Regions from separate parts of the Mus musculus genome. Here region 2 is linked to region 1. A link is a loop called in an ENCODE intact Hi-C map of the cell type or tissue named here. Cell type or tissue: left cerebral cortex. All regions are shown on one strand. Each heading gives the region's core, and the rest is flanking DNA. Links, peaks and the distances in the headings are about the cores only.

Region 1 (16,668 bases), core at 2,819-10,818:
ATTGTTTTCCTATAACTCTTTAAGTGATTTTTGTGTTTCCTCTTTAGGGGCTTCTAGCTGTTTACCTGTGTTCTCCTGTATTTCTTTAAGGGAGTTATTTATTTCCTTCTTAAAGTCCTCCATCATCTTCATGAGAAGTGACTTTAGATCCATGTCTTGCTTTTCTGGTGTGATGGTGGGAGGACTAGATCCAGGACTTACTATGGTGGGAGAGTTTGGTTCTGATGATGCCAAGTAACCTTGGTTTCTGTTGCTTCTGTTCTTATGCTTGCCTCCCGCCATCTGATTATCTTAAGTGCTTGTTGCCCTCAATATGTGTGATTGGAACCTGTCCTTCCTATAATCCTGGTTGATTCAGGACTCCTCAGAGTCCAGCTTTCTCTGTGATCCTTTGAATCCAGGATCCAGTGAACCTGAGATTCTGGGTGTATCAGAGTTCTTGGCAGTAAGCTTCTTCTGAGACCCTGAGATCCTGGTATGACCAAGCTCCTGGTATCCTGGTATCCTGAAATCCTAAGATGTAGGCTTGTTACAGCGACTGGAAGTGGTGTCTCCTCTGGGGACCGTGGGGCTGTCTGGTGTGTTCGAAAACAAGGTATACCAGCACCGATCAGAAGGAACCTGAGCTGCTGGTCAGGCAAGGCTCCTGTGTCCTTGCTCCTGCTGTCACAGGCCTGTCACGATTGGTTTGGAACCAATGCTGTGTTCCACTCACTAATGATCCTAAGATCCTGGGCTTGGAGAGTCCTCTGGGGACATGAGACCATCCTCAGAGTTGGCGCCCAAGGTGACCCGGCAGCGCTGGTGCCGACCGGAAGGAATCTGCGCCCTTCCAGTCAGTGCTCTTGTTTTTCGAGACAAGGTTTCTCTGTATAGCCCTGGCTGTCCTGGAACTCACTTTGTAGACCAGGCTGGCCTCAAACTCAGAAATCCACCTGCCTCTGCCTCCTGAGTGCTGGGATTAAAGGCGTGCGCCACCACGCCCGGCTCCAGTCAGTGCTCTTAACTGCTGAGTCATCTCTCTAGCCCTATTATTTTTTTTAAAAATAGGCAACAATAATGTTGCATTTTTGACTTGAATAAGTTTAGCTTAGCTTTTACAGCAGTATAGAGCATACTGTTGTGATTTTTAAGTGCTAAGTATAAGCATATACTGTTCCCATTTTTTAACTGTAGCCAAAATTTTTATTAAAATCTGTGTGTGAGCATCTTCTGAGTTTAAGTATTACTCTGCTAGATATGGTAAGAGCTATGTCATTGTAGACTGCTAGGTTTGTGCAGATAATTACATTTTTAGTAATTTTTGCCTAGTGCAAACTGTTAATCATTTAGGAAGGGGATTTTATTTTAATTGTTCCTCTTAATTTTTTTTGTTAGGAAAATTTTTGTTTGCTTTTTCCTCAGTACTGAGTATTGAGCTGAGGGTCTTGGCCAGTCTACGAAGCACTCTGTCACTGAGCTGCATCCCCAGACAGTTAGGCATATTTCAGTATGTGCCCTGTGCCTGTGTTCCGATTAGGAAACAAAGCTTACAGCTTCGCTGGCAATGTTCCATGTCCCTCACATCTCTTAGCTCTCCTCCTAAAGTACCACAATTAGGATTTGGTGTTTGTTCCCTCTGTGCATGGTCTTTATCAGATGCTTGTATCTCTGTAAGTACACATTTTTAATCTATATGCCTATCGCGTATGGGTCTGCAACTGGCTTATTGGATATTGAGTTATTTCCCATGTTGACTGAAGTTTCATCCATTCAGTTTTACTATTGTTTGGTGTTTGGTTGTAGGATTCTCTTAACGTGTGAATTTATCAATTTTCCTTGTGCTGGGCTGTAAGCTTGTTTCTCATGCCCCTATATGGACAGTTAAGCAATTTCACTTCAGGTTAGTAAACTGACAGGGCCCCTTGGCTTTTCTGTTAGATCTACCGAGGTGCACGAGTTGGTGGACTAAAAGAGGCTACAGTGCATTCTCAATACAGACGGTCTCCTAACATCCCAGGCGATTTCCCAGACTGCCGTGCTGGAGTTCTGTTTGCTGAAGATCAAGCTAAGGATCTTCTAGAGAAGTACAGACGGTAAGGAAGGAACGATTCTCAGTCTGCTCTCGGGCCGGGGGTTCCTGCTTTCCTCGCCCGCTGGCTTGGGGATGGCTGCAGTAACTGTGGGTAGTGGAAAGCCTTTCCTTGCGTTCTCTGTTACCAAGAAGTGCTTGGAGCCAGGGTATACTTTTTTGTCCTGTAGAGGCCTATCTGGTCCAGCCCTTTTCTAGGTTATTTTCCAACTTCAGTGATGGATGTCTGAACTACAGACATACACTTCAGATACTTGCTATGGATCTCATCACTATCCTACCTGTACCCCCATTCTTACAGAAATTGTACTTTTTAAGAAAACCTGGTTTTGGAATAGTACTAATTTATTAAAGTTAACGAAACCATGGAAGTAGGCAAAACACTTTAAACTGATACAATTCTTCCATCCAGAGATACATATGCACTGTTTTTAATATTCTAGTATTATCCTTGTAGCCTTTCTTATATATCTTTCATTGGAAACAAGTGAATGAGGGCCTTTATTTCTGTTATATAGAGAAGTCTAGGTAAACTATAGGAACCCATGTTCCCATTAAATTGTAGGTTCCTGGAAGCACAGAAACTCTCTTGTTTGTGGTGCTTATAGATCTAGCCATGGGTGGTGTATGCTGGTCCTCTCTAACATTTGTTGTTTGATAATTGAATGTTGCAGTGGCTTTGCTGGGAGTTGCTGTTCCCACAACCACAGACAGAGGTGGTGTGCACGTGTGTGAGTGTGTGTATGTGTCTGTGTCTGTGTGTGTGTGTCTGTGTCTGTGTGTTTGTGTCTGTGTCTGTGTGTCTGAGTGGTGTAGAGTTGGCTGGCTCTCGAGCCATTTGTTGAATGATAGACAGGTGTTAGTGACTAAGTTGTGACCTGGTCCTGGATCAGCTTCCCAGCCATTCTGTGCTGTGTCTGTGCGCCACCAGTACGGTGTGGCCAAGTCCTGTAGCTGAGAATGTTTACTATTCACTATTTAGACTCTTTCATGTATATTCTCTGTAGGTACAAAACCTCCCAAATACAAGAATGGTGTTACCCATACTACTTTGAAACCTGACCTTTTCATTTAACCAGTGTGTCGGTTTCCCTATATCAATAAGTAATGATCGTACAGCAAATGTTGGCAGACTTTTTTGTAGAGGGCCAAATGATGTGCACTTATGACTGTAGACCCTTTTGTCTCTGTGACAAGGTCTCAGCTTTGTCACTGGGACAAGGAAGCAGTCCCAGGTGACAAAAACAGAGTATGCTAGAGTCCAACCAGGGCTTATTTCTGGCTCACTCACTTATGGAATTCATATAATTTTCAGTCATAAAATAGGATCATTTTCCTTTTCCAATGACTAGAAATATGAAAATCATTCTTAGCGTCTGGGTCATATAAAGGCAGATCTGGCCCATGTGGCTCAGCTGCCAGCTGTGGCGCAGGGTGGAGTTTGACCCTGTAAGGCTGCAACGTGAATGTGCACTATGTCTCATCAGCGGCCTTGTGGGGTGCCTCTGCTCTCCTGGCCGGTGCTTTGGGGAACTTTTCCCTAAACCCATCTCTATATTTGTCTGAGTCATTCATTCATCCAGCACATATTTATTTCAAGCCTGCTATTGGCTCTGTGGCTCCAACAGGCACAGAGTAAAGCGACGTTAGTTTCTTCTTTACTTTATTTGATCATGTCATGCTTCTATAGAGGGTACTGTAATTACATTTACTGCCCCATAGTCCTCTCTTACCACCCTGCCCATTCCTACTGACCTCCATTTCCCAGCTCCTCCTGTTTCCCTGACTTTTTATTTTTGACTCATTGATTTAATACAGGTTGCTTGTATGGGTGTGGCCATGGCCGTGGCAGTGGATATATGCTGTTTACTGGAGCATAGGCAACTTAACAATTGCTGTACCACTGAAGAAAATGACTCCTTGGGCTACTAGTCAGTAGCTCCTCAGAGCCAGGAGCCCCTCCCATATCCACGTGGGGATTTTTGTTCTCTTTGATTTTTCAAGACATGGTTTCTCTGTGTATACCTGGCTGTCCTGGAGCTCACTTGGCTGGCCTCTGCCTCCCAAGTGCTAGCGTTAAAGGTGTGTGCCACCACTGCCTGACTTAAAAGCATATATCATATCCTTACCCCACCCTCACCTACCTGGCTCCCGCCCCCTGGAGTTTCGACTGGCTTGATCTTTGTAGGTAGCCTCTGTGTGTCTGAGACTTGCATGAGTTCTTTCAGTTCTGTCTTTCTGCCCCACTGTTCCCGGGCCTTGGAGGGAGTGATGCACGTGTTTATGGCCAAGCACCGATTCTCGAGACTTTGGCAAGTTATAAGACTGCATGAATTGTCACCCACTGCCAAATGAAGCTCCCCTGATCATGGCTAGGTGCTGGTTATGGTGGGGTGCACCTTTAAACCTAGCACTAGGGAGGCAGAGGCAGGCGGGAAGGCGTGTGTGTGTGTGTGTGTGTGTGTGTGTGTGTGTGTGTGTGTGTGGTGTGTTATTTGGAGATGTGTTATAATAATCATGGCTGTTTTAATTCTCCAGTAGTTTAAAATTTATTTCTTTTTTTCGTTAGACGCCCTCCTGCTAAAAGGCCCAACTATGTTAAGCTTGGCACACTGGCTCCTTTCTGTTGTCCCTGGGAACAGCTGACTCGGGACTGGGAGTCCAGGGTTCATGCCCAAGAGGCAGCTATTATAGCTTCAATGCCTGGTGCTCAGGAGACTGACCCAAGACGGCTTGGAGTGCCTTGTGTCCCCAAAGAGATCTGCCAACTATCTAATGAGGCAGGCATAGCTGAAAACCAACCCAGGAAGCCAGAAGTTACAGGCTGTCAAGCGCAGGAGGGGACCAAAGTGGCCATGGAATGGAATGCCAGTGAGGCTCATATGGCTACCACAGGTAGCCAGCTCTGTGTTGTTCGGTAAGTATAGGCAGCTGCCAGGTACATTTTGAATAGTTTTCCATATTGAACAGGCTCTGGGTATGAACATTACCTTGTTCCTATATGCTAACTCATGACTTTCTGAAAAGGGGAGCCATTCCTTTGATGTTTCATAGAGGGCCTAGGGAAACAGTTTAATACATGATTTGAGACATGGTACTAACTTATGAAGTGGTTGAAAATACTGTCCTTGGCCAGGTGGCCCTGATTGGTGACAAGCCTCTGTTCTGAGCCAGCCTCTCCAGTTGTGAATTGTGTGGATGTGGGATGGACCAGCAGCCATTCCTCATAGCAGGGTGGAGTTGCTTCTGCTACCATGTGCAGAGAGCACTGCCCACTCAGACCCGACAGTGCACTCTCCTATTGAGTAGTCTTTTTGTCCACCTTATTTATCTTAAGATTTTTATATCCCTGTTTCTTCTCAAACTCTCCTCCTATTGCTTTTCTTGCTTTAGTTATAACCCTACTTATTTTTATCTTATTTTTCTGAATGCCTTATTTTCTCTGGCCCAATTCTATAATCTTTGAAATGACAGACATGAAAAGATTATTGGAACTAAGTATATGTCATGCTTTAAATGGTTTTTAACTTTGTCCCTTGCTTTATGTAGGAGTAGGAAACTGCTGAAGCAGCTCTCGTCCTGGTGTGGGCCCAGTTCTGAGATCAGGAGGGCTCCCTGCAGAGCTCAGCAAGAACTGACTAGTAACGTCTGCTTGTCCATTCTGAATGACTTCCCCAGAGCCCTGGTGTGGGTCAGCTTGTCCCTGCTCAGGAAGGGCAGCCCAGAGCCTCACACCATGATCTGTGTCCCATCTAAGGAGGACCTGCACCGGCTCAGTCAGGATCAGTGCTACCATGGACCCTGGGAATCCAGACACAGCGACCCATTTAAAAGCCTGATTCTGAAGGAGAAAGAAAAGAAGAAAAAGGAGAAGAGGCAGGATGGGGAACACAGAGCCTCCGAGGGCCAGGCCGCAGGGCCGCCCATAGCTGGGCAGGAAGCTCTGACGCAGGGGCTGTGGTCAGGCCCCCTTCCAGGACTAACCTCACACTGCTCCAGGCTCCTCCTAGGCTTTGTCACACAGGGAGATTTTTCTATGGCTGCTGGCTGTGGAGAAGCCTTAGGGTTTGTTAGTATGACCGGCTTGCTGGAAATGTTGTCCAGCCAGTCAGCAGCCATGAGGGGCCTGGTGCTGCTGCGGCCTCCAACCTCACTGCAGTATCGGTTTGCAAGAATTACCATTGAGGTGTGAATTTAAGTTTATAGCCTGGTCTTAAATTATAACTATTTTGGTCAAAGCTCACAGAAAGTCCTGGCTGTCTCTGTCACCATCTGATTTAAGATATATTGTGGAACTGCGTGGAAACAAGAATTAAAATTATGTAATCATGTGGATGATGATTTGTTTTTAATCTGACTCTTTTCCATCTTTTCCTGTCCTGGGAATATGCTTAATTGTTTAACATGCTAGCTGAACACTTTGTATTAGAAATTTTATAGTCACATGATGTGCAACAATAACTGTTAACGATTTTTTCTAAGGAAGAGACTGTAGGATCCTGGGTTATAGCTCAGTGGTCAAGCTCTTTCATGTATGAAGGCCAGGGTTCGAGCCTCACATCAGAGCTAAAGAAACAGGCAGATGCTGGAGGTGCCTGGCCCTGCATCCGAGGCCCAAGGTGTGTGGCTGCACTCAGTTATGTCTTGCTGAGCTAACATCGTGTGCCATAAAGAAATCACATGTGGCTGTGTATTGTCAAGTGGGCTGGGTGTGTGACAGTGTGCTGCACTCCCTGGTGTTGCTTTGTTGTTTCTTTTTTTTTTTTTTTTCAATTTTTTATTAGATATTTTCTTCATTTACATTTCAAATGCTATCCTGAAAGTCCCCTATACCCTCCCCCCACCCTGCTCCCCTACCCACTCACTCCCACTTCCTGGCCCTGGCATTCCCCTGTACTGGGACATATAAAGTTTGTAAGACCAAGGGGTCTCTCTTCCCAGTGATGGCCGACTAGGCCATCTTCTGCTACATATGTAGCTAGAGACACGAGCTCTGGGGTACTGGTTAGTTCATATTGTTGTTCCACCTATAGGGCTGCAGACCCCTTCAGCTCCTTGGGTACTTGAAAGGACCCTGATATAGCTGTCTCTGGTGAGGCTATGCCAGTGCCTGGCAAATACATAAGTGGATGCTCATTGTCATCTATTGGATGGAACACAGGGCTTTGTTGTTTCTTAATCTTTCAAAAAAATGCCATGGAAATACTACTCTTTATTGGATTGTCAAAACTGTCTGGTTGATCTTTAGAGAACTTTCTGGAACTATTAAGGAGATCCTGGGTACTGCATAGCCTGTGGGCTGCAATATGGATGGCTGCCACCCTCATGATATCATATATGATGTCATATGACATCTAGAGTGGTACAGTGGAATGCCCAGCTAGTTAAGAAGCAACCAGAGTGCTCGCTTTAGAGCACTTATAAAAGTTGTATACAGATACAGAGAAGATTAGCACAGCCCCTGTGCAAGGATGACATGGAGGTTCATGAAGCAACAAGAGAAAATATTTCAATTAAAAAAAAAATCTAGTTAAAAAAAAACATTGTCTTTACAGATAATTTCTGGAGGCCTTGATGGTTCATTTTCAAAATATGTTCTGTTAAATATGATAACAAAGCAAAACCCAAGATCAGGTTGATTTAAGATAATTTAGGTTAAGCAAAAACATTTTTTTTTTGGGAGAGGATGGACTGGAAAGGTGGCTCAGCAGTTAAGAGCACTATATGTTCTTCCAGAGGTCCTGAGTTCAATTCCCAGCAACCACGTGGTGGCTCACAAACATCTGTAATGAGAGATGGCCTCTTCTGGCCTGCAGGCATACATGAAGGCAAAATGTTGTATACATAGTAAATAAATCTTTAAAAAAATTTTCCTTTTGTAATTAAAGGATTTCTGGAATTTGAGTGTGGCAGTGGACATTGGGAATCTCCAGGAAGTAGATAAGAATACATAATATTTTTCTCTCTCTTTGATCTTATTCTTTTTTGGATAAACATTTTGTAGGACCAGTTAGTAAAAACATGCTCTGGTTTGTGTGTCCCGGACACAGGACAGCACTCTCAGCAGGGTGATGAAACAGCAGGCCACACCAGTGCAGTCAGGGTTCACTGGAGGTCTTGAAATGGGGTGGGAACAAGCTCTTTGGGTGGTCCAGTAAGTGCCACTAGGGCTCTTTCTCCTTGGAGATTTTTGACATGGGTTGGGAAAAGACAACAGGCTTTATGGTTGAGGCTTGAGCCATGCCAGCCTCCTTCAGTGTCCAACTCAGATGAGCTGAAAAAAAAAAAAAAAAAAACAAGGTAAGTTGCAGTCTGTAAACAGAAAAATATCACCCGATGTCAGTAGTAGGTATGGACTCTTACACACTTGCTTTGTAGGCGGAATGCCATTTTGTTGCTTAGCAATTCCCCTGGCAAGTCTGAGTATACTGTGTGGCTGGCTCCCCAGCTGCGGTCTGTAGTGCTCTGCCTGCTGCTCACTCTTCTCTGTCAAAGAGCCATGTGATAGAGTATTCGCAAATCTATTCCTAGAGCACTGTCCTGGGAACAGTTCTCTTGACCTGGTGAATCTGGGAAGAGCTGTACTGTGTTCCACTGCAGATTCCTCGTGCATATTTGCATAGTGGCGATTGCAGGGAAGAAGAGTCTGTCTTGCACAGCCACTGCCCTCCATACCTATTGTCCAGGAAACATACGCTTTTTTTTTGACATATCTTTTTGAAAAAGTGGTGGTCTGTCAGAGAGATCCAAATCCAAGACTGGTAGGGTTCCTGTTCTCTCTATCAATGGAATAGACATGGAGTAAGTGACAATGGCTTTCTGTCCTCTTATTGAGGGACAAGGATGTCAAGGCCCACAAAGTCAGGTGCTGTCCCAAAGATTGTAAGTTGAACACTTGGACCAGTTACAGCCATATAAGACAAAATTAATTTTGGGTGGTTTTGTTTTGCATTTTTTGGGGCGAGTGTATGCCATTACATAGTCCTGGCTATTCTAGAACCAGGCTGGCCTTGAATTCAGAGGGTCCAACTGCCTCTGCCTCCTGAGTTCTGGTCCTGGGACTAGAAGGCTCCATCACCATTCTCAGCTTCTGGGTCATAGTCTTAAAATATATGAAGTGTTAAATTTCAAGATCTGTTAGAGACAAGCCTGCAGGAAGACCTGTAAAGGATTGTCTAAGGCAAGCCACCAGATACACCTATGGGGTTAATTGAAGCAGGAAGACCTGCTGCCGTGGAAAACACCATATCCCAGGATGGGACCCTGAGCTGCATAAAACGGAGAACATGATCTGAGCCACAGCGTTCTTTTTTCCTGATTGTGAATGGGGTCTGATCAGATGTTTCACTCCAGTTGTCCGACTTCCTCACTATGATGGGGTGGGGTGTATTCCTGAACTGTGAGCCAGGATAAACCCTTTCTCCTTTGGGTTGCTTTTGTCAGGGTGGCGGCAGCAACAGGAAAAGAAACAGACTGAATGCCAGTTGACTGTTTTCATCAGGAAAATCAGAGAGCGAAGCCGACACCAGTATTTGTTGGTGGTTTGAGACTGTCTTTGCAGGCATTTTCTTACCTCAGTCATGAACTGCTGTGTCTAGCAGAAAATTTCTTTTCCCAGGCAGACTTCATAATCCTGTCTCAGCCTTCAGAGTATTTTGATTTCTTGTACTGCTGTATGTGGTTAACAACAAAATAATTTAAATCACCCGACTTCCACCATCTAGATGAGAACTACCACTAGCTTTCCCGAGCTATCCATTTAAGCATTAAGATATAAATGAGTGGGCATCTTTTAAGAAAAAGTAGTGGAGGGTTTAATTGGTTAAAATGAGAACCTATGCTCACATAGTAGAGTATGCTTGTACACACACACTGAGCCATGCACATTACACACTTACACACACAAACATATACACTTATGCACACATGCACTTGCACATCCATGTGTGTGTACTTGCCTACGCTTGTGCGCTCTCGCGCGTAACTCCCCCCCCCCAAACACATACACACACACACACACACACACACACACACACACACACACACACACACTGTGTTAGTTGCAGATGTCAGAATAGCAAGTTAGTTACACAGTTCTGGGCAGGTCTCCCCAGAACTATAGGATGCTATAGGATGTTGTTTCATCTCTGGCTTGTCTGTATGAGAATCACCTGAGAGCCCAAGCCTGAGCCAAAGTATGAGCATCTGCTAGCTGCTCTCTGGGTCCTTATGATGTGTGACTCCACTGGGGCCGAGAGGCCTGCCTCTTTGGACCCTCTGACTTCAGAGACCTGTGAATGAGTAATGGAGTCTCAGATGTCTCATAACTCCTGTCTGCTTAGCCAGCTTCGTCTACACCAAGAAACTGTATCCCTCTATGACATCAGCTCTTCTGAGCTGTTGACATCTAGGTGGAAACTTAATGAGACATTGTGGTCCAGACTGGGAATTCTACCTGGGACAAACTCATTTTAAAAAACAAAACCAATGGACCAATCAAAGCAAAAACCAGCCTGGCTGGTACTTGTGTGATTCCGTGATTCCAGTATCCCAGAGTACTTTGGCTTTTTTTTTCTTTTTATTTCTTTTTTTTATTATTATTAGATATTTTCTTTATTTACATTTCAAACGTTATCCCCTCTCCTGGTTTCCCTTCCGAAAACCCCCTGTCCCCTCCCCCAACCCAAGTACTTTGTTTTGATATTTTCCTCTCCTGGTAAGAATGTCCCAAGCTCAGATGTTCTCAGTTTTGCTGGTAAAGCATGCTACCCACTCCTTGAGATGTCAATTTAACTGGACTTAGTGGTGCCTAAAAGGCCCCAAATTTAGAACCACTATTCTGACTCTTAAAAAGAGGTTCTACTGCAACCCCCTAGGGGTGTGCCTGTCAGTTAAGGGAAAGGGCAGGGCAGCCAGCCATAAACCGACACAGGTCATTGAAATCCCTGAAATCCAGCTGGGGTCAAGTGAGTGTCCAAACTCAATTCAAAGTATTTCCAACCTCTCCCAATCCATTTTGAAAAAGTATAAAGTTAACCGGATTCTGTCCTTGGGGACAACCCCAACGCCACCCCATCTCCCCATATGTGTGCATTCATTTAAGGACACACTCCTAGCTTCAGTCCAGCCTCATCATAGCCTGCTAGGCCTGCTCACGGTGTTCCGGACAAGCTGGACTTTGTGCTCTTTCCATAGGCGCTTGAGACCTTGATCCATTTGCCTTTGCAAAGACCTGCTCTGTTTTCACAGAATATCCTCATCCAACTCCGTCTCATCTGTATGGGCTTGACTTTAGTGGCCTTACCTGCCACTCACTTAAAATACGTTGCTTTTATAGACCATGGTAGTGCATGCCCACAACCCCAGCCCGTTGGAGGTTGAAGCCAGAGGATGAAGAGGTCAAGATAGGCCTGAGCTACTTAGTGAGATACTGTTTCAAAACACAAAATCAAAACTAAAGCCATTCTTCTACGTACATCTTCCTCCAGCCCATGACAATTTCATTTCCTGGTTACCTCGCAGTGTGTAATCATGTTTGCATTATGTACTTGTATAACTCTTACACATCAGCCTCAGGAAGGTGAGACCGTGTCTTTTATTAATGTTTCAGTATAGCTTCCTTCCTGGCTCTTAACTCATCACTTCTATCTAATATATTTTTGTTGAATTGAAATTTTAAGTGATCAGAGGTCCGGTAAAAGTTGTAATGAGCAAGTAAGCCACTAGGTGGTGCCAAGACCATGAGCATAGGCTGTGGTTAGAAAGATCCTATTAAAATACAATTCTGTTGTGCAAAATCCTTGTTACTAAGGGTATTTATGTGGTCTTAGATTAATCAGTACTCCATCTTTTAGAGGGTATACCCATTTGGGCAGAATCCTAATTGACGAAATTTTGTTATGTGGAGTGTGTGTGTGTGTGTGTGTGTGTGTGTGTAACTGTGGTGTGTGCATCCATGCATCAGATTGTAGAGGCCAGAGAAAGATGTTGTGTGCTTTCCTGTACCTCTCTCCACCATACTGCCTTGAGATAAGGTCTCTCTCTGAACCAGAAGCTCATTGTTTGGGTTAGCCTGGCTGACCAATCAGCTCTCAGGATCCAGCTACCTCTGTTTTCAAGTGCTGAGGTTATAGGTCTGCACAGCTATGCCCATGGGCTGTGGGGCTTTAAAGTCAGGTCCTTATGCTTCAGAGCAAGTGCTCTTATGAACTGGACCATCTCCCTAGTCTAGTTCTATGAAGTGTGTGTGTGTTTGTTTATATGTGTGTATTTTTATGTGTGTATGGGTGTGGTTGTATATGGGTGTTTGTGTGTGTTTGTGTATGTGTGAGTTTGTATATGTGTTTCTGTGTGTTTGTGCGTGCATGTGTGGCTCACGTGTTGATGTCAGAAGACAATTTCAGGAGTCACTTCTCTGTGAGATGTGGGGGTTGAGCTCAGGCTTTCAGGCTCACTGCACAGATGCTCTTACTGACTATCTTGCTAGCCCATGGGCTCTCTGAATCTTGAAGATGTCTAGAAAAGAAATAATGGAAACTGTCTTATATAAAGTGTAATGCCTGCTCACAGTATCCAGCCAGTCGAACAGAGCAGAAGGCTTCAGTGACAGTGCCCTCTCTTCCTTTCCACTCTTATTTTTATTGAAGTCACTTATTAACCTTTTGCTTTCTTTTCTCTAAGGCAAACAAACTAGCCTTATGTCTTTAGCTTTCCTTCAGCAGAGGAATCTTCATTGACCCCGTTCTTATAAGCCTGCGGTTGTCCTGGAGACTGTTCATTTTCTGGCCCCTAGCATCCAACTTCTATGGGAGATCAGAAGGAAGCCCCAAGGACAAGTTTTACCTGTTCTCAAGACATTACAACAGGAAAAGATGCCCAAAAGTAGGCCAGGAAAATATGAGATAGAGCCCTCCAGGTCAAGATGACAATGTTCTGTTGTTCTGTTGTATCTTTTGCAGAGCTATGTGAGTGTGCCTGAGTGTGTGTGTGTGGTATGTGCGTGTGTGTGACTTCTTGAGGTGGACTCTGGAACAAGCCCTAGCAGCTGGCATGTGCATTCTGATGTCAGTTTTGCCAGACGCAGAGCTGTAGCTGTCAGGGGTCCAGCAGATTTCCCGATCAAGGGACCTGTCTGTGCCATCTGTGACTACTTCCCACTGTATAGCCACAATGGTCATTAGGAAGGTAGCCCCAGGACCATCACTTGGTCAGAAAATGATAAGCTGGAGTTACCCTGCTGGCCTTGGACTAGCTGTGCGAGGCACTAGTTCTTGCCCAGCTTGCTTGCAGCTTCCACCCACCCCATTTTCTTCTCTTCTGGCTCAGTTGCTTCCCTGTGGGCTTTTTTCTGTTTCTCAGTGAGATGGGGGATGCTAGAGAACAGACTCCGATAGGCTTATGTTCCTGGGATCAGCAGCCTCAGCAATGGGGACTTAGAATCTCAGGTGCCATTCCCAGACCTAGAGGAAACCAAGCATCTGGACCAGATCCTTGAGTGTGATTCCCACAGGCAGGAATGTTCCAGGGCCGTTCACAGAGTCCCAGGTGTCCAAACACTGCTACCACACCACCCTGCTATCACCAGAGCTCCTGGGCACTTGCCAAAGGCACACATTTCTGAGCATCAGCCTCCAGAGAGCCCAGCTGCGCCAGGCCTGTGGGTGGCCAGCAGTTTGTGGTTTCATTAGCTCTGGGGGTGATTTTGTGGGGTGTCATCAGAATCACCAGGCTAGACCATCTTCTGAGTATTCTCTACTCCAGGGATTCTGATATTTTTGCCCTTGACACTCTTGGGATGTTAGAAACCAAGGCAAGATGTTTGTTTGTTTGTTTATTTGTTTGTTTTACATGCAGAGGCTGAGGTTCTAGACTACTGTGTGCCTTTTCTCCCCACATCCCTCAGTAGGCCTTGATTTCTAGGTGCTGGCTGTTGAAGAGTCTGGTCTTTCCCCAGCATCTTACAGGCATCTGCCATGTGGCTCCCATGGCTCCCACACTGGGGAGCCAGCTGAATAAGTTTTGGTGGACTGGGGGTGACCAGATGTTAGGGTACTCAGAGTTGAGCTGCAGCATCTTGACTCTCGGGTGTTGCTTTTGAGCAAAATGTCAGTGTCTGCTGTATCTGGTCTTCCCAAATGCTCCTGTCATGTTAGTCATCTGTACCATATCTCCAGAAGCCCATGTGGATGCTAAGAAAGGATGCTCAACCAAGGCTCCAGTCCTGGGCCCTTGGTTGGCTATCTTGAGGTTGCAGGTCTTCAAAGTGGAGGGTGGACCTAGTGGGTGATGAAGCAGCTGGCCAGAGCTGTAGATCACCTGGGGGAGAAAGGGAGATAGGAGACTTCCAGGGCATCCTGCCAGGCCAGAAGTTAAGAAGTAGCAGGAGACTCCAAACCAGAACAAAGATTCCCTTAGAAGCCACTTCAGGGTTGGGCAGCTTCAGACTTCATCTCCCAAGCTTCTCTGAGCCCACTGCTTGAGGTCTGTCTGTGGGCCCTGTCTTTGAAAGGGGGGAAGGTAGGAGTTACTTCTTATGTTGGGGAAGAGCTTGGTTCCTGATATACTAGTCAGTTCATTTACCCGCCTTTCTCCCACATGAGGAGCTACACAGCCGCTGGAGAGTTTTACTTTTCTACTGCCAACTCTGTTTTCTACTGACAACTCTTTGACTCTGTTCCACTCCACCTAGAGGCTGGGGAGGAGGTGGCTGTGATCTGAGCCCTCTCTATGTTCCCAGGTAGAATTTAGGCACAATTTTATAAGTCAGGTGGAGGTGTCTACCAAACTGTATTGACCATAGAAACAAGCTCAAACACGACCTTGAACAAGAGTCCCCAAACCCAGCATGCGGCTTTTACAGAGCCACCCAGGACTCTTCACTTCTCTCATTCTCAGTGGGGAAACAAAACATCAGTCCTGCCAGCGTGGCGTGGAGTAGATCTGCAGGCTTCCAGCGACCTCACTCAGGCACTAGTTTGTCAAAAGTGGAACACTAGGCTTGTGATCCATGTCATACAACCACACTCTCATCAAGACTCCCATTTTCCTTTCTAGATGAGGAAGCCAACACGGAGAGAGGCCACTGACCAGCCAGCCAGTAGGAAACAGAACTCAGGCTGTCCTAAGTCACACACACACATTGTGAGATTTACCAGGCTTTCTACATCAGAGTCATGCAGGTGCTCCAAAGCACACGAGAGTCACACACTGCCTTGTGTCGAAATTGCTCAAGCTTTGGCGGCCAGAGAAGACAGTTTAGGAGTCCGGTGCTCAGGCTGTCGGGGGAATCTGGCTTCCTTTGTCCTGGGGTTGCTTTGGAGAGCCACGGAATCCTGATAGATTTATTTTCTTTGCTTTCATTTTGCCTTGATATACTGGTGATATTTATGACTCCAGCACCACCCACATCATTCATCTTGCCCTTGTTAGGTGTGTGTGTGTGAAATGCCTATGATTACGTCTGCCAATTGGCCCACTCATGCTGAAAATATTCGCCAAAACAAGACAATAGCACACAGCCACCTCGTACCCTGAAGGGACGTAAGGTGCTGTGTGGCACCTTCTGAACCCTGCACTCCCTGGAGCTGTAGCCTCTGCTCATGCCCTACCCAGTGTGGGTCTTCTGGGCCAATAATCACTGTAGTCTTCTAATCTTGTCCATAAATCACGGGCCTGGCTTCCAGGCCTTTGTGGACATTGTTACTGGATTCTAGCAGGGATTAAGTTCCTGCTCATGTGATAGAACCCAGCCAGCCTTTCCATCTGTCACCAGTCCTTTCCAGGGTTCTGGTTCTTTGCTGGTCACCTGGGACCCTCACTGCAGATAGTTAGGGAGCACTCGAAGGGTATAGATTATGGGATGACAAGATGTCAGCCTGGGCAGGTGATTTGGATTCTCTTGTCCCACCTGGACATGGAAGAAGCTGTGTCCTAGAGAGTGGACAGCATGTGTCTAAGTCACTTAGCCACATAACACAGCTTCTGTGTATGAATTGAAGCCAGAACCTCCTGACGCAGTGGGCACTCCTCAGGACCAGGGTTTGGAAAACATGTGCCTTCTTCCGTCGAGAGGATTGCTCACCCATAGTAGATGTGAGCTGTAAACTGTGCTAGATTTGGATCTTTGTCATTCTTTCTTCCTCTTTGGATCATTTCAACTTTCTCCCAGTGGGTCTGCAACTCAAGGGGCAGAACTTTCAAAGACCTACTTGGGATGACGGCAAGATCCATAAAGATGGGCTTTAAACCCCGCCCTTTTCAGACTGAAGGACCTTGGGGGAAGTTACTTAAGCCCTCAGGTCCTCAGTGTCCTTGTCAACAATGGAGATGGCACTAAGGCTCCCTTCATCCCCCTCGCTGAGCTGAGATAGAATAACAGAAACTTAAGTGCCTTGTGTTTATATTTGCTAAGTGCTTGCATGTGCCTGCCAGGGAGCTTTAGCGTAGTTTATATGGATTATTTATTTTAATCCCCATAGCAATTCTGTAAGCTGTGCAATCTCTTATTTTGCAGAAAGGCTGCAAAAGATGCTTCACTGAGCAAGTCCACCGAAACAAAGTGATTGTCTAGGGCAGCACAGCAAGAGAGTGGCACCTAA
Region 2 (16,668 bases), core at 5,678-13,677, 830 kb after region 1:
TGAGGTAGGTAATCCAATCACAAAAGAACACACATGATATACACTCACTGATAATTGGATATTAGCCCAGAAGTTCAGAATATCCAAGATACAATTCACAGACCACTTGAAGCTCAAGAAGAAGGAAGACCACAGTATGGATACATCGGTCTTTTTAAGAAGGGGGAACAAAATACCTATGGGAGGAGATACAAAACCAAACCCAAAACAAACCAAACCCAGACACTATTGTGGATGCCAACAAGATTTTGCTGACAGGAGCCTGATATAGCTGTCTCCTGAGAGACTCTGCTAGTGCCTGACAAATACAAAGGTGAGTGCACACAGCCATCCATTGGACTGAGCACAAGGTCCCCAATGGAGAAGTTAGAGAAAGTACCCAAGGAGCTGAAGGGGTTTGCAGCTCCATAGGAGAAACAACACGAACCAACCAGTAGCCCCAGAGTTCCCAGGGACTAAACCACCAACCAAAGAATACACATGGAGAGACCCATGGCTCCAGCCACGTATGTAGCAAAGAATGGCCTTGTGGGACATTAATGAGAGGGGAGACCCTTGGTCTTGTGAAGGGCCCCAGTGTAGGGGAATGCCAGGACAGGGAAACAGGAGTGGGTGGGTTGGTGAGCGGGGGTAAGGGTAGGGAATAGGGGGTTTTAGGACGGGAAATGAGGAAAGGGGATAAAATTTGAAATGGAAATAAGAAAATATCTAATAAAAAAGAAATTTCTATGGAAAAAAGATATTTAGGTATAGATTAATGGAAAGCTATTGTAAGATTCTTTTATTTATTATTTATTTTATTCATTACTTGTGTGTATATGCATGTGTAGAGTGTATGTGTACTTGCATGAGTACATGTGTGTGTGCTCATGTGTGTGTGTGAAGGTCAGAGGTCAATCCTGAACGTCCTCTTCCACTGTTTCTCACCTTATGTTTTGAGTCAGCGTCTCTTGCTTACTGATTGGTTTGACTGTCTGGCAGGATTTCCAAGGATCTGCACATCTCCACCTCCCCAGAGCGGGGATTATAAATACCACTTGGCTTTTCACATGGATGATGGGGATCCAAGCTTTGGTCTGCGTGCTTGTGTGGCAAGAATATTACTAAATGAACCATTCCCTCCAGACAATTCTTTTAGTTTTTTTTTTTTTTTTTTTTTTTTTTTAGGAAAATCTCTAAGATGTAACATTTTTAGAAAATTGAGAGCCAAAATTGTTTCATATTAGTCACTGTCTAAGGACTTCACCATTGTAAAGATACGACTGGATAAGTTTACTACATTGCCATTTGTTTGTTGAAGTTAAGGGTGGAGGAATCACTACAGGAGGTGTCTCAAGAGCAAATAAGGTCAGCATCACTGACGAGATTTAGGAAGTCTGAGCTGTCTAGAATGTGTGTAGACATTTTAAACTATGATCCTCAATCACTTCAAGCCCTGGGAAGATGGAGATTAGGAAAGTTAAAAGACAAGTAGTCCAGAAGGCATTGCTGCTGGTGGAGAGGTTGAGTGGGAAGAAAGCCTGGGTACCCATGGCCAATCAGAAGTACAGTTTGGGCTAAGCCACTTGGTGGCTATGCTACATTGGAAATAAAGTGATCTTTGGCAATCTGTTCTTTACTTCACCTGGTTTTTAAAATTCAATTTCATAGATCACTGCCCTCAATTAAGTTTATTGAAAGTTTTCTCTGTGACACGTAAATTCTTGGAAAAAGCAAAAACAAACAAACAAACAAAAAAAACCTCCATGTGCAAAGGTGAGTTCACTTTGTAGTACATGCTAAAGATTAAGAACTTTTACATATGGGAGCCAATGAAAGCTGAGTTCTCACCACCCAGAGAAGTGCCTCCACCAGTCTGAGACTAAGTTAGTCATTAAAAACATTAGGAATGCATCATTTCAGGGTAAACAGAAACAGACTCAAGCATGATCAGTTTGAGATTTGATGAACTTTTTCTTCCAGTCAGATTACATTTTTGGTGATGAGCATGCAGGTCCAATTTAGATTTTCAAGTGAAAAGGTCAAATAAAACTGTCTGGAGACATTCTTGGCACTGCTGGGAGACTCAAGAGCCAACATTTTTCATGAGAAAAAGACAACCTGTTTTCTCAAGGTCTTTTTAGTCCAGCTGGGGAAATTCAAAACCAGAGATTCTCGATGTGTTTCGTTTTTCTTTCTGAGACAGGGTTGTGTAGCTGGCTGGCCTCAAACTCACTTATGTAGCCCAGGCTGGCCTTGAGTTTCTGACCTCAAACTTACTTATGTAGCCCAGGCTGGCCTTGAGTTTCTGACATTCCTGCCTCAACCTCCCGAGTGCTGGGACTTCTGGCATGGGCCTTTTAAAAGAAAGGAGATAGTTAAAAAAAAAAAGTTTATTTTTATTTTAAATTAGGGGTGTGTGTGTGTGTGTGTGTGTGTGTGTGTGTGTGTGTGTACCCATGCACACATGAGTACAAGTGCCCAATGAGGCCAGAAGATGTGGTGGGTTCCTTGGAGCTTGAGTTACAGGCGCTTGCAACCTGTCTGATATGGGTCCTGGAAACCCAAATTCAGACCCTTTGTAAGAGTGGTGTGTACTCTTAACCCCTGAGCCATCTCTTCAGTCCCCAAAAGGTGATTGTTAGTGCCTCAGTCTGTAGAAGAGAAACCAAACACTAAAGGGTAGGTATCAGAATGCAGAATGGTGGTACTTGAGAGCATGTTGCTACCTGGTTTTCTTTACCTGGTAGGAGAGAAAGATAAAGTATGTGCATGATCGAGTATGTGCACAAGTAAGACTGTGCATGAGTGAGTATGAGCAAGTGTAAGTCTGTGTGCACAAGTAAGACTGTGTATGAGTGTGAGCAAAGTGTGTGTGTGCACAAGTAAGAGTGTGCATGAGTGAGTGTGAGCAAAGTGTAAGTGTGTGTGCACAAGTAAGAGTGTGCATGAGTGAGTGTGAGCAAAGTGTAAGTGCATGAGTGAGCACAAGTAAGAGTGTGCATGAGTGAGTGTGAGCAAAGTGTAAGCTTCAGCCTTTAAGGCAGGAAATTAACGAGTACAGAAGCTCATTTCAAAAATATTTATGGGAAGAGCAGTTATAAAATACAAAATGTAAAAACACAAACATTTATAAAAACAAATCAAGAAACACATTGGAAGATGGAGGGCCACTCTGGCTGCAGTGGCCGCAGCTTATCAGAGAGCAAGGTGCTGACTTGGACTTCAAAAGATGCAGAAGATTTAGATAAACACTGGCTCCCTCTGGTCTCTAGACCACTTTATAATACTTTTCTATAATTGAGGTGACAAAAGAGCTTATATTCATGTGGCCTCTGTCCATTTATACTTTCCTTTTTTAAAAAATGTATTCTTTTTTTTATTGTTTTTAAAAAGATTTATTTATTTTATTTATATGAGAACACTGTAGCTACCTTCAGACACACCAGAAGAGAGCATCGGATCCCGTTACAGATGGTTGTGAGCCACCATGTGGTTACTGGGAATTGAACTCAGGACCATCTCTCCACTCCCCTGTACTTACCTTATTAGATACAAAAACCAATGAAGATTTAAAGAAGTCATTCCTTTAAAATAAAGTACACAATTATATCACACATACTTATCTCAAATAATTGTTCTTTCTGGAAAATTGTACCCGGAAAAGCATTTCTTTGCTTTAAATTTGATAAATTTTATGTTTGTGCTAATAGACTGTTGCAAGTAGGTGCAGTATATCTTCTAATAAGTGTTTTATATATACCTCATACTAATATATAAATTTATCAAAATTAAAAATTTCCCTATCATTTCTACTGTAAAAAAAAAAACTCAACAAAATAAAATAAAGTACACATTAACAATGGGGCTAAGGATGTAGCTCTATGGTAAGGTACATTCTTAGCATGCTCAAAGTACTGGATCCAATCTCCAGCAGGGACAACAACAACAAAAATGGACAATAACATAAAAATATATTCTAATGAAATATAATTGTATCCTCCCAAATGAAAATATTTAGTTGGAAAAATGGTATGTATGGCTTTACATTTTGCTTTACTTTCCCTTCATTTATTATTAATTGAAGTGTGTGTGTGTGTGTGTGTGTGTGTGTGTATACATGAGCAGACATGTACACATGTACAACTGAATACACATGAAGGTCAGAGGACAACTTGCGGAAGTTAGCTCTTACCTCCTTCACCTTGTGGCTCCTGGGGACTGCACATAAACTTAGGTTGTTAGACTTGGCAGCAAGCACCTTTGCCGTCAAGGCTCTCTTACCAGTTTTACATCTTGCATTTTTAATGTTTTAAATAAAAGATAGCTAGGCTTTCCTATTTGTATTATTATGCTATCACAAGATACACAGCATCTGAGCAACAACTTTGTACAGTCGCAAGAGGATGGCATGAGAAGACAAACGGGATCTTAGTGCCAGAAACATCGTCTTGATAAAAGTTAAGGATGCCACACAGAATTCAAAAGTGGCATAGGAGTTGGGGGAGGGGAGCAAGTACTTGTAGCTGGAAAAGATTTCCATGGTTCGCTGTGGAAGAGATGTTTCTAGCTGCAGGACTGCTTTGTCAGTTTAGCATCATCAGCATCTTACTTGTGGCCATCTTCACTGACATCTGCTTGGACCACTTTGAAAGCTTTGTGGCAGGAACAAAAAATTAAAATTAATCGTTAGTCCCAGGCTATTATAAAATTATAGAGTTTTAGCAATTTTCTTTTTTCTTTTTCCTGGTTTTTCGAGACAGGGTTTTTCTGTGTAGCCCTGGCTGTCCTGTAACTCACTCTGTAGACCAGGCTGCCCTCAAACTCAGAAATCTACTTGCCTCTGCCTCCCAAGTGCTGGGATTAAAGGCGTGCGCCACCACGCCTGGCTAGCAATTTTCTTATGGATTGCTTTATTCATTCAATTTATGTGTGTTTACATGTTCCAGGGTGCAGGAGAAGCACTAGTGACAGAGGATGAGAAAGGCAAACCTGCTTATCAGAGCTCTCAGCTGAGTGGGAGATTCCACTATAATACATTTGCATTGAGTGAATTCATCTGGAAGGCCATGGAGGACAGAGCTACTAATGATGGCAGGTGGATGAGGTGGGCCATTGGTGGGTGGGGCGAAAGATCTCTAAATGAAGTCCCAACTACCAATACCCAGTGACACCTGAGCACAGAGAGAGTGAGAGACACAGCTCTGGGGTTAATCCGTCAGGTTTTTTGTTTTGTTTTGTTTTGGGTGTGGGGTGTGGGTGAGACAGGAACTTATTATGTAGACCAGGCTAACCTCAAACCTCAAACTCCTAGAGATCTGCCTGCCTCTGCCTCTGTTTCCTGAATGCTAGGATTAATGGTTCTGTGCCATCTGGCCCAGCTAATTCTGCAGGTTTGGGAAAGTGGGCAGGAGCTATTACAGGACAGTTTGCGTGCACACACACGCACACACACACGCACACACACAGAGAACATATCTTTCCTCTACAGCTGCATCTTGTCATTGCTGGGTCTGGTAGATTTAGCATCAGATGTCAGATAATCTCTCTGATACCTCCAGCTGACTCATCCTTTTCTGTATTTGTTTTTCTTTGTGACTCAATAACTGGGGTGAAGAGAAGGAGTAATTTAGATCATTACAACAGCTTTAAACCAAATACTGAGAACAGCTTTAGTAGCTGAGATAACTGTCTTTAAAGATGTAGCCAGACAACCTGTGTACCAGCACCACCTGCAGGGGGTGAGAAGGCCTGCACAGGCTGTGACACTCAGCAGAGACCTGGGATGCTAGAAAAGCAGGTTGGGGGACTTGTTTTGTTTCAAAATACTCGAATCCTTTTCTTCTTTCTTTCTCTCTCCCTTTTTTTAATGATCATCCTGGTGACTTCTACCTAGGCTTCTGAAAACTTGAGGGCAAGAGTCGTAAAATTAAAATTTATTATTGGTTCCAGGATATAATTAACGATCCTTTGGTGAGCATCTCCTGAAAGCCTAATCTCAGCATCTGAGGAGAACACGAATTTAACGGCAGCCCCTAGCCAAGCTCACGTACACTCTGAGCTTTACACTTACGCACTTATACTTAGAACTTTAAGGTGATAGGTAAATGTTAGTCTGTGGTGTATGCCTTGCTGCTGGGATACACATGTGCTGCAGGCAGACCACTTAAGGATGGGGGTCCAAGACAGGGAGTCCCCAGCCTGTGTTTCCCCGGGTGAGAAACAGCAGGGTCTGGGAAGGATGCTGTGGTTCTCAATCTCCTGTGTACCCAGACGCTACTGGGGACCCAGAGGAGTTGAGAACGGTGGTCTGAGAATCTTAGCATCCTGTATGCACCAGTCAAGAAGGTGATGGCAGGCGCTTGGACTGGGCAGAGTCCAGTTTGTTTCCCAGTGATGGCCGAGAGTACAGAAGGGTTGAAAGAGAGAAGGCCTTCTCTGAGCGATTTAGGGAGGATTTTTTACTACGAAGCCTCCCCTCCCCCCAGTCACTGATAAAGGAGATGATCCTTGTTTGTCCAAACTCACGGCAGATGTGAACGCATATGTCTTACTCAGGAAGAAGCAGGAAGTAAATACCCTTTGCAGGAAAAGATGCCCAGGAAGGGAGCTCATTGGCTGAACACTCAGGCCTCTCTAGACACCTCATTAGCATGGAGAACTCCAGGTTTTTATGCTATGTGACTGATTGTCATGGTCACTTCAGTGCTGTGTCATGGTCATGTGTTCCAGAACAGGTAAGTCTGGCCAGGGTCTGGTTCCAACACATGCTATTCTTAATTATGAGATTTTTCAGGGGTTTTGAACCTGTTTCCACCTTACAGGTCTTCTGTCTGGTGGCACAGTCCACTTGCCCCACAGGTAAAGTTAGGAACTGATTCTATCGAGGAGGCTCAGCCTTCTCCGGAGCAGGCTGGCCAGTACTGCAGCTGTTGTGTTGCTCTCCTACATCTTCCAGGGATGAAGGATAAAGGCTATTTCATAGCTTTTGTTTTAATTAGGTATTTTCTTCATTTACATTTCAAATACTATCCTGGAAGTCCCCTATACCCTTCCCCTGCCCTGCTCTTCAACCCACCCACTCCTGCTTCGTGGCCCTGGCATTCCCCTGTACTGGGGCATATGTTCTTTGCGAGACCAAGGGCCTCTCCTCTCATTGATGGTCTACTAGGCCATCCTCTACTACATATGCAACTAGAGACACAGTTCTGGGGGGGGGGTACTGGTTAGTTCATATTGTTAATACTCCTAAAGGATTGCAGACCCCTTTAGCTCCTTGGGTATTTTCTCTAGCTCCTTCTTTAGGGGCTCTGTGTTCCATCCAATAGATGACTGTGAGCATCCACTTCTGTATTTGCCAGACACTGGCATAGCCTCAACAAGAGATATCAGGGTCTTGTCAGCAAAATCTTGCTGGCGTATGGAATAGTGTCTGGGTTTGGTGGTTGTATATGGGATGGATCCCCGGGTAGGGCAGTCTCTGGATGGCCCTTTCTTCCATCTCAGCTCCAAACTTTGTCTCTGTAACTCCTTCCATGGCTATTTTGTTCCACATTTTGGGCTTCCTTTTCTTGAGTTTCATGTGTTTTGCAAATTGTATCTTGGGTACTCTAAGTTTCTGGGTTAATATCCACTACCAGTGAGTGCATATCATGTGTGTTCTTTTGTGATTGGGTTACCTCACTCAGGATGATATCCTCCAGATCCATCCACTTGCCTATGAATTTCATAAATTCATTGTTTTTAATAGCTGAGTAATACTCCATTGTGTAAATGTACCACATTCTGTATCCATTCCTCTGTTGAGGGACATCTGGGTTCCTTCCAGCTTCTGGCTATTATAAATAAGGCTGCTATGAACATAGTGGAGCATGTGTCCTTATTACAAGTTGGAACACATTCTGGGTATATGCACAGGAGAGGTATTGCTGGGTCTTTCTGTAGTACTATGTCTAATTCACTGAGGAACTGCCAGCCTGATTTTTCAGAGTAGTTGTACAAGCTTAAAATCCCACCAGCAATGGAGGAGTGTTCCTCTTTGTCCTCATCCTCACCAGCATCTCCTGTCACCTAAATTTTTGATCTTAGCCATTAAAGGTGTGTTCCTTAAACTCGGAGATTCAATCTTCTGGAATCCATAGCCACTGTGGCTCAAGATCTTCAAACCAAGATCCAGATAAGGATCTCCAAGCCTCCAGATAAGGGTCACTGGTGAGCCTTCCAATTCCGGAGTGTAGTTCATTCCAAATATTGTCAAGTTGACAACCAGGAATAGCCACTACAATCTGGAATAACAAAAATCCTAGGACAGCAAAAACTATTCTCAACAATAAAAGATCCTCTGGTGGAATAACCATGCTTGACCTCAAGGTGTACTACAGAGCAGTTGTGATAAAAACTGCATGGTACTGGTACAGCGACAGACAGGTAGATCAATGGAATAAAATTGAAGACCCAGAAATGAACCAACACACCTATGGTCATTTGATCTTTGACAAGGGAGCTAAAACCATCCAGTGGAAAAAAGACAGGCATTTTCAACAAATGGTGCTGGCACAACTGGCAGTTATCATATAGAAGAATGTGAATTGATCCCTTCTTATCTCCTTGTACAAAGCTCAAGTCTAAGTGGATCATAGAACTCCACATAAAACCAGAGACACTGAAATTTATAGAGGAGAAAGTGGGGAAAACCCTCGAAAATATGGGCACAGGGGAAAAATTCCTAAACAGAGCAGTGATGGCCCTTGCTGTAAGATCGAGAATCGACAAATGGGTGCTGTAAGATCGAGAATCGACAAATGGGGACCTCATAAAATTGCAAAGCTTCTGTAGGGCAAAAGATAATAAGACAAAAAGGCCACCAACAGATTGGGAAAGAATTTTTACCAATCCTAAATCAGATGGGGGACTAATATCCAATATATACAAAGAGCTCAAGAAGCTGAACTCCAGAAATTCAAATAACCCTATTAAAAAATGGGGTACAGAGCTAAGCAAAGAATTCTCAACTGAGGAATATACCAAAGGGCAGAAAAGCACTTGAAAAAATTGAAGGCCCAGAAATGAACCCACACACCTATGGTCACTTGATCTTTGACAAGGGAGCAAAAACCATCCAGTGGAAAAAAGACAGCATTTTCAACAAATGGTGCTGGCTCAACTGGTGGATATCAGGTAGAAGAATGTGAATTGATCCATTTCTATCTCCTTGTAATAAGCTCAAGTCTAAGTGGATCAAGGATTTCATAGCTTTAAGGAGTGAAAACATGAATTCTGTTTTTGAGGCTTCAAAAAGTTAGGTGTGTGAGATGATAGAACAGAATTTGTACTGCATAGCACTTTATGTGGAGCAACTAAAGATTTCCTTTCCCAATTCAAGACTCTGCCAAACAAAAGCCTCTTGGCACCCTGCTTGGTTTCAAACTAACCCTGGCAATTTGTGTCTTCTCATTCTCTGCCTCAGCATCCTCTGCTGACCTGCACTGAACTGTAGGAACTCACAGGAACTCGACTCCACTGCAGTCAGTTGATTTAACTGCCCTCTCTCTGCACTGCTCTTAGGTAGCCACAGCTTCCTGTACTCATGAGAGTTGGGCATTTCCTATCTCTGACTCATTCTGTCAAATCTTTCTCTGATCCATCACTTTGTCTGCCCCTCAATTAGACACCACTTTCAAACATGGCTGCTTCCTTGTACAAACTAGCTTTAACTTCATTGTTTGGGATTAAAGGTCTGTAGTAAAAGCATGTCGGTATTCCAGAAAGAACAATTAAAGGTGTGTGGCCTGTCGGAATTCCAGCTGGATCACACAGACCCAGAAGGTGTTCAGATGTGATCCCTTGAAAGAATAGCCACATTGCTGGATTAAAATTCCTGTACCGTATGATAATAGGTTTTGTTTATTTGTTTTTAATCTGAATTTAAAGTCTTCATATACATTCATGCAGTATCTTTTGGGAAAGCCATCATCACTTTATGCCTCCCATTTGACAAATGCATGAACTTGTAGAGTCACACTGCTGTATAGCACTGTCTTTCAAACCAAACCACTATCATATTCAGTTCAGCTGCAAAAGACCATCACAGCTGGGCTGGGAGACGATTAATACAGAAGGATGGGAAAATTCCTGGGCACTCCACAGAGCATCTAGCCACTTCTTCCAACCAGTTCTATGTAGTTCTGCTTAACTGCATGAGGAGTTGAGATTTCAGGGACAGGGTTATAACATACATGCCGAGAAAAACTAAGGGAAGGGGCTTGATTTGCACAGGCATGGGGACGCCAGCATCCGTACTGGAGGCAGACCTTCCCGTGTGATTGACTTCAGGCCACTCCTTTCTGTAAATTTCTTCACAGTGCTTCTGTGGGTCTAACAAACTTATTGGTCCCTAGGGTGAACTTTAGTAGAATCACAGAACGTGATAGTGTTTAGCTCCTCAGAGTGAAAATTCTCTCAGCACAGTATGACTTCTTTTTTTGCATGCAGACTATGGCTTGAGTCAAAACTATCTCCCAGTTATGTTCAAATATGACACAAGTTATGAAAGTAATGGTGTAGTGAGTAGAATGATAGTCAGAGGTAAGGGTTTCTTAGTTCTTATGCAATCTGAAACTTCTCCAAGTGCAGTCATGTCTGCCAAAGAGTTTCTTACTTATTACAAATACACTATTGGCTTCACCTCAAAGCTAAATCAATTTAAGACTCTAAGAGGGAATAGAAGAATCTGCATTTTAAGTTCCTTAAATAGATACTCACATTAAGATTTGGGAGGTAGCCACTTGGCACCAGGTGGGCTGGCAGAGCACACCCAATACGACCCTCTCCTAGAGCCACTTGGAAGATACCCAGAAGCTCTGGGCATCACTAAAATGACCAAGTAAGTGGTGGAAAGATGAAAGAGAAGGAGAAACAGAATGTGCACAGTGAAGAGAGTTGGAACTGGAGACTTTAGGGTAGTGAGGAAACACCTGATGTGAGTAGCTGGCGATTCCACCTGAGACCATGGTGAGGTCCTGGCTGTGCTGCCACCAAGGGCCATATCTGACTGAGTCCATGGCCCTACAGTAGAGAGGGGTCTGTTAGCATCAAATGCCATGCAGATATCTCTGATCTGGGCTGCTACCTGGGGCTATGTTGGTGTCTGGACACTGTGCAGAGCTGGTCCTGTCCCTCACCAGTGAAAGCATTCAGGAGAATGGGCCCTACAGCTCTCCTGGGCAGCACAGTAGAGCTGGTGGCATAGGAATGGTTGAGCTGGCCCTAATAGTGTGAACATGGGAGAGCTGTCAGGCTGACCAACTCACCTACTATCCAGGCCCAGATCCAGGGTTTTGAGTTGACACATTCCAACATCTACCCCATCTATGAGCTGCTGAAACACATGAAGGGGACCATAGCTGCAGAATCTCCATGACACAGGGCAACAGGATATCCAAGAGGAGCCCTAATTTTGATCCAGTATTGACACTGTAGCAGAAGTCAGAGGCCTTGAACCAGACCAATGACTCACTGCAATGAACATTTGCAAGTAAAGTTGTTTGGGCAAAAGTGTACACTGTGGGGCACACTAACACAGTACAGCTTTTATGGTCAGATTTTTTTGTTTGTTGTTTGTTTTCCTTTGTGGGGGAGATTACAAGGGCAGATATGGAGGGGCAGGGAGATGAGTGGAATTGGGGTGCATGATGTGAAATTCACATTTGGGAACTATGAGTACATCTTGTTAGATTCCTTCATATGACCCTGATGACTAATAAGAGAAATCAAATGATTTGGTCAAAGTGGTATAGGCAGTGAAAGGCAGAAGTCAGGCTCAGACTCAAATCTTGGTTCCCAGGCTAGAAGATTTTCAAGTATAAGCAGTCTGTATTCATTTCTAAGTCTCCAGAGACCCCAATGAAACAGGAATTTATTTGCGTTCATTGTTTCTTTATTCTCCTTACCGACTTAATACCAATAATTTATTCTTAATGGGCTCCCAGCACTTGCTAAATGACCTTCTTCTTTGGGGAAATTTAGGAAGGAGCTTGTGGACAAAGCTATTTTGTTATGTTGTTACTGTCTTAACTCTTTACAACGAGACAGGCAAAATCATTTTTAACAAGCACATGCACTAATTTTTCTCAAATCATAAGACATAATAAAAAGCAAGTGGAAAAGTCTGCTACTAGTGTTCAACAGGAGTATCCCACTCTATGTAACCAGGTACCATATGGTACCCCTACCTTGTTCAGCATGCAACCTAACAATTTATTGCTAGGTGTCTTGGCAGCAAGCTGTGTGAGCTAAAGTGGAGTCTCATTGAGTTAATTAATGTGGTGGCAGCTTGGAATGTTGTCCAGCTGCCAGTGAGAATTATGTTTGTTTGCCTTTGGCCCAAGTGTGAAATGGCTGGCTGTTGATTTCAGAAGTGTGAGTGTACATTTTTATATCTCACACAAATGAATACATTTTTTGTACCTTACACATTTGCGGAAACACTGAAATTTATTGGGTAATGTAATATTATGTGTCACTTGTGTGGCAGAAAGAGAAAGGTGGAATTTTGCCCCAGAGGTTGACTTTGCATCTGTACAAGAAAGCGAAAACAGGTGGTATATAAACCCACGAGCAGGTAAATAAGCCATCTGAAATTAGTTCATCTGGCCTAATGTTTTAAAGAATAATATTAAAAGCAACTTTTTTGAATTAAAAGAAGCCAACTCTAGCAATGATGAGATAATTGTGTACACATAGTTAACCTTGGTTACTTTGTCATTTCATTTTATTGGATATGGCTATTTCAAATACAACTAAGGCATTTTGTGCTCAAGTTTCACATAACACACACACACACACACACACACACACACACACACACATCACCCGGTAAACATTGTATCCTGCACACTATAGTGTTGGTATGAGCTTGACTGTTCAGATCTAAGGAAGCTTCAGGGTTGTTTAAGATGATATTTCTCTTAGAGTGAAGAATAAATTAGACATATTAATATAATATATACCAGTGGGCATCAGGTCAGATTTATAAGAAATAGCTGCTGTAACTTCTAGAACTTACTTATTACTGTAGGACAATTTAACAAATCTAATCTGGCATCAGGTGAACAGTTTTTCCTGTAAAAATTCTAATATTTGTGGTAAGCCTATAAGTACATAATAACTATGGAAGAAAATCTTACATATGGAAGGAAATCAACTGTGGAAGAAAATTACCCTGATTTTTTTTTTTATTGTACTGTGACTTTTTTTTTTTTTTAAATAACCCCAAGTCCAATTCATGGTGTCCATACGCACCTGGGTGTTGTCCTGCTACACCCCCAAAGGAGAGTGACTTTCCCTCCCTAGACAGCCATCAACTGCCAATAGTCTCTGGCAAGGATGAGGACACAAGGGCCCCACCCCTAACCATGCTAGAACTTTAACTGACCAGATCTTGCTTGGATCTTGTGCAGGGAACCACAACTCTTGTGAGTTGATGTGTGCAACAGCTATGTCACATCCAGCTTTTCACAGCTCCCCCCTCCACTGCATTCCTCTCCCTCTCTCCCAGCCTTCATTTTGCACTTCTCATAGATGTTCTCTGAGCTACATGTTAGGGTGGTCGATACAGACAATTCATCCAGAGCCCACACTTTGGCTGGTTAGGAGTCTCTGCTTTAAACACTACCCAGTGAAGAAAGCAGCATTCCTAACCAAAGCCAGACACAGCACAATCCATGGGTATAAAGGCAAACACCCAGAAAGCAGCTTGGCAGCCTCACTGTTGAGCAGAACAAAACAATGGGGTCCCCAAGTTTAGGGCTTTTGCCACATATATTTTATAATATTAATGTATTACATACTTTTCATGGGTGCTAAACTTAAAAAAGGTTTTGTTTTAGCAAAATCAGCACGATTTAGTAAACACTTAATAAGATATCCTAAAAAATTCTAACATCAGGAGATTAAGAAAACACTATGTTAAAGGTTTTCAAAATATATGGAATCTTGTTCTTCTATGTAAAAAAATATATCAACAAAAGACAGTATAAATAAGCAGATTCTGTGGTACAGTTACTACGTTCTTATCAGTTTACTTTGCAGATGGGCTTCTGTTGATTCTAAGCTCTTATAGGCTACTTCATAAATTTAAGTCTTTGATTAATTTTGAACTAATTTTTGCTTTTAATATCTTGAGTATAAGTCAATTCTTTTGCAAGTAGATATCCAGTATTCTTAGTAACATTTGTTTTCAATTATTAGTAACAATTATTTTCCAATTGGCCTGCATGTCTATGATCAATTGGCCATAGATGTCTTCACTCTCAAATTTACTCTGTACTTTGCATGTCAGTCCATAATTGTGGGAATATCATCGTTTTGATTATTGACGGTCTATAATAACTTTTTAATCTTTTGAGGTCTTGACTTGCAATCCTCTTGCATTAGACTCCTAAGCAGGGCATGTGCACCTCTGAAGCTGTGCTGGGTTATAATAATGCCCTGAACAGCTTCAGAGACGGATGTGTCTGGGGCAGGGAGGAAGTGAAGAGATGACAGACAGGAAAGTTGGTTCCCACTGGAATTCTGTGTGGTTATTGAAATGGCCCTGAAAACCTAGGAAGTCCTTAGTATAAACAGAGAAAGCAGCCAAATGTGCCTGTGGAGGGAAGAGGCTGCGAGCCAAAGAGTTTATTCTTTATTTGTTTGTTTGTTTGCAATGCTTTAATGTTTTAAGTGGCCAGGCGGTGGTGGTGCATGCCTTTAATCCCAGCACTTGGGAGGCAGAGACAGGTGAATTTCTGAGTTCAAGACCAGCCTGGTCTACAAAGTGAGGACAGCCAGGGCTATACAGAGAAATCCTGTCTCGAAAAACCAATAATAATAATAATGATAATAAAATTAACTTTAAAAAAGGTTTTAAGTGCCTGGTCAGAGAGAAGCCTATTGGGCTCATGCTTTTTCATTCAGCAGCATGTCACGTCCTCTAATACGTCTTTATACTAATGACTCCATTGGTTTTCAGGGGAATCAGTTCTCTGTTATTCCTTCCTGCCTCAGACAGGTTTGTTCTGGAGCTGTGCTGGACAAGGCATTTATAAATCAGGTTTGATGGCACATGCCAAGCGGACATTGCCTAGTGTCCCATTCCCCCCAAGACTGCCAGTCACTGCCCAGAGCTGCTTGTTTTTTTGTTTTTTTTTTTTGTTTTTTTGGTTGTTGTTGGTTTTTGTTTTGTTTTGTTTTGTTTTTGTTTTTTGTTTTTTTGCCAAATAGAACCATAGAATAGTTAAAATGAAGGCAAAAATGGGAACACACTGGGTGGGATAGGGGACTTGATCGTGTATCTACCCCTTGGTACCCCCTCTTCCTCAAAGTGGTTGAATTCATTGTCCTTTTCCTGCAAAGCAAGAACAGGCCTCTGGAACACAGCCCAAGAACCGACACACGGCAATGCCTTCACTGCACTTCCCACATTCTCCAAACCTCTCCAAGGCGACGCCACAGAACTATCCATCTATTGGGTTTCTCTCTTATGCTCAGGATTGTACTCCCCTTTCCTTCGGTACTGTTCTTTAGTCTTATTACTTCCCTTCTCTCAGAGGTTCCCTCATCTCACAGAAGTCAGTGTCTGTGTTCCTGTCCCTGTTTGGGTGTCACTTTGTGGAATCCTGCAGAGCTCCAGGGACTCGCTCTGGCTAGAGACAGTGGGTTCAGGTGGATTGGGCTCTCTGGTGGAGAAACTGCAGCTCCCTGGAGTTCCTCATGTTTATTATATACTGGAGAACAGAGAGTCTGGGTTATTGTATACAGCTGAACAAAGCAATAGGGTTATTACGTACAGATAAACAGAAGGCAGAGCTATTATATACAGCTAAATAAGGATGTGGGCTTAGCTAATTTCAGTAGAAACAGTATCTGTAGGGACACAGTTTTCTTTTCTTTTTTTTTTTTTTTTAAAGATTCATTTATTTATTATATGTAAGTACACTGTAGCTGTCTTCAGACAATCCAGAAGAGGGAGTCAGATCTTGTTACAGATGGTTGTGAGCCACCATGTGGTTGCTGGGATTTGAACTCCGAACCTTTGGAAGAGCAGTCGGGTGCTCTTACCCACTGAGCCATCTCACCAGCCCGGGACACAGTTTTCAGATCTGAAGTATCCCACAGAGAGAAAACTATGGTAGGCACTTTCCGCACACATTATCAACATCCACATATGGACCAAAAGAAGGCTTTGCCATTTCCCTGTGAGTCTGTGAGGTAGCAGGAGGCTTTGCCATGTCCCCATGGGTCTGAGAGGTGGCATTCATGTCAACAGCACATATTCACACAGGACTTCACTCACTCAGAGCTTTCTCTCCTCCCCTATACTGTAAGCCATGGAAACAGGTAGTATGAACCCTCTGGCCCACAGCTATCTGGAGATCTCATAGGATAACTGTTGGTTTCTGTAAACAACAAAAAAAGCACCTTTAGGACTTGTGTGTCTATGTTACAGTGCTACAGAGTGGGGATAAAAGTCAGGGCCTGGAGCACTCTCCCACTGAGTTAAACTTCTTCTTTCCTCTCTCTAGCTGAGGTAACTGTCTTGTTATGTACCCCAGCATGGCTGGGGACTGGCTGAATTTCCCAGAATGGCTCCCAGGTGCTGGCATTACAGCTTGTGCTGCCATGCCCAGTGAATATACTTCTGTACTGCTT

The links. A loop is a pair of places that touch in the nucleus more often than their neighbours do. Peaks named below come from ENCODE experiments on the same cell type or tissue, not always from the same donor. Only the 100,000 strongest peaks of a DNase experiment are listed, where the experiment ranks them.
Region 2: a loop joins it to region 1, with 7 times the contacts of the local background. A loop is called at or near these places in 11 of 42 quality-filtered maps.

The regions. Positions count from the first base shown.
Region 1 is chr15:34,524,243-34,540,910 of GRCm38, forward strand. Pop1 (processing of precursor 1, ribonuclease P/MRP family, (S. cerevisiae)) reads left to right here. Exons shown (of 16, transcript NM_026340.3): 14 at 1,921-2,075; 15 at 4,641-4,988; 16 at 5,621-6,411. The coding sequence ends at 6,263. Gm22208 (a small nuclear RNA gene) reads left to right here and starts at 7,472; the gene lies at 7,472-7,581. In left cerebral cortex, for the core only: no CTCF peak of the experiment used is centred there; DNase peaks (open chromatin) are centred at 5,913 and 8,512.
Region 2 is chr15:35,347,265-35,363,932 of GRCm38, forward strand. No RefSeq gene overlaps it. Among named protein-coding and RNA genes, the nearest start is that of Vps13b, 16 kb to the right of the region's middle. In left cerebral cortex, for the core only: a CTCF peak has its summit at 5,722; a DNase peak (open chromatin) is centred at 5,714.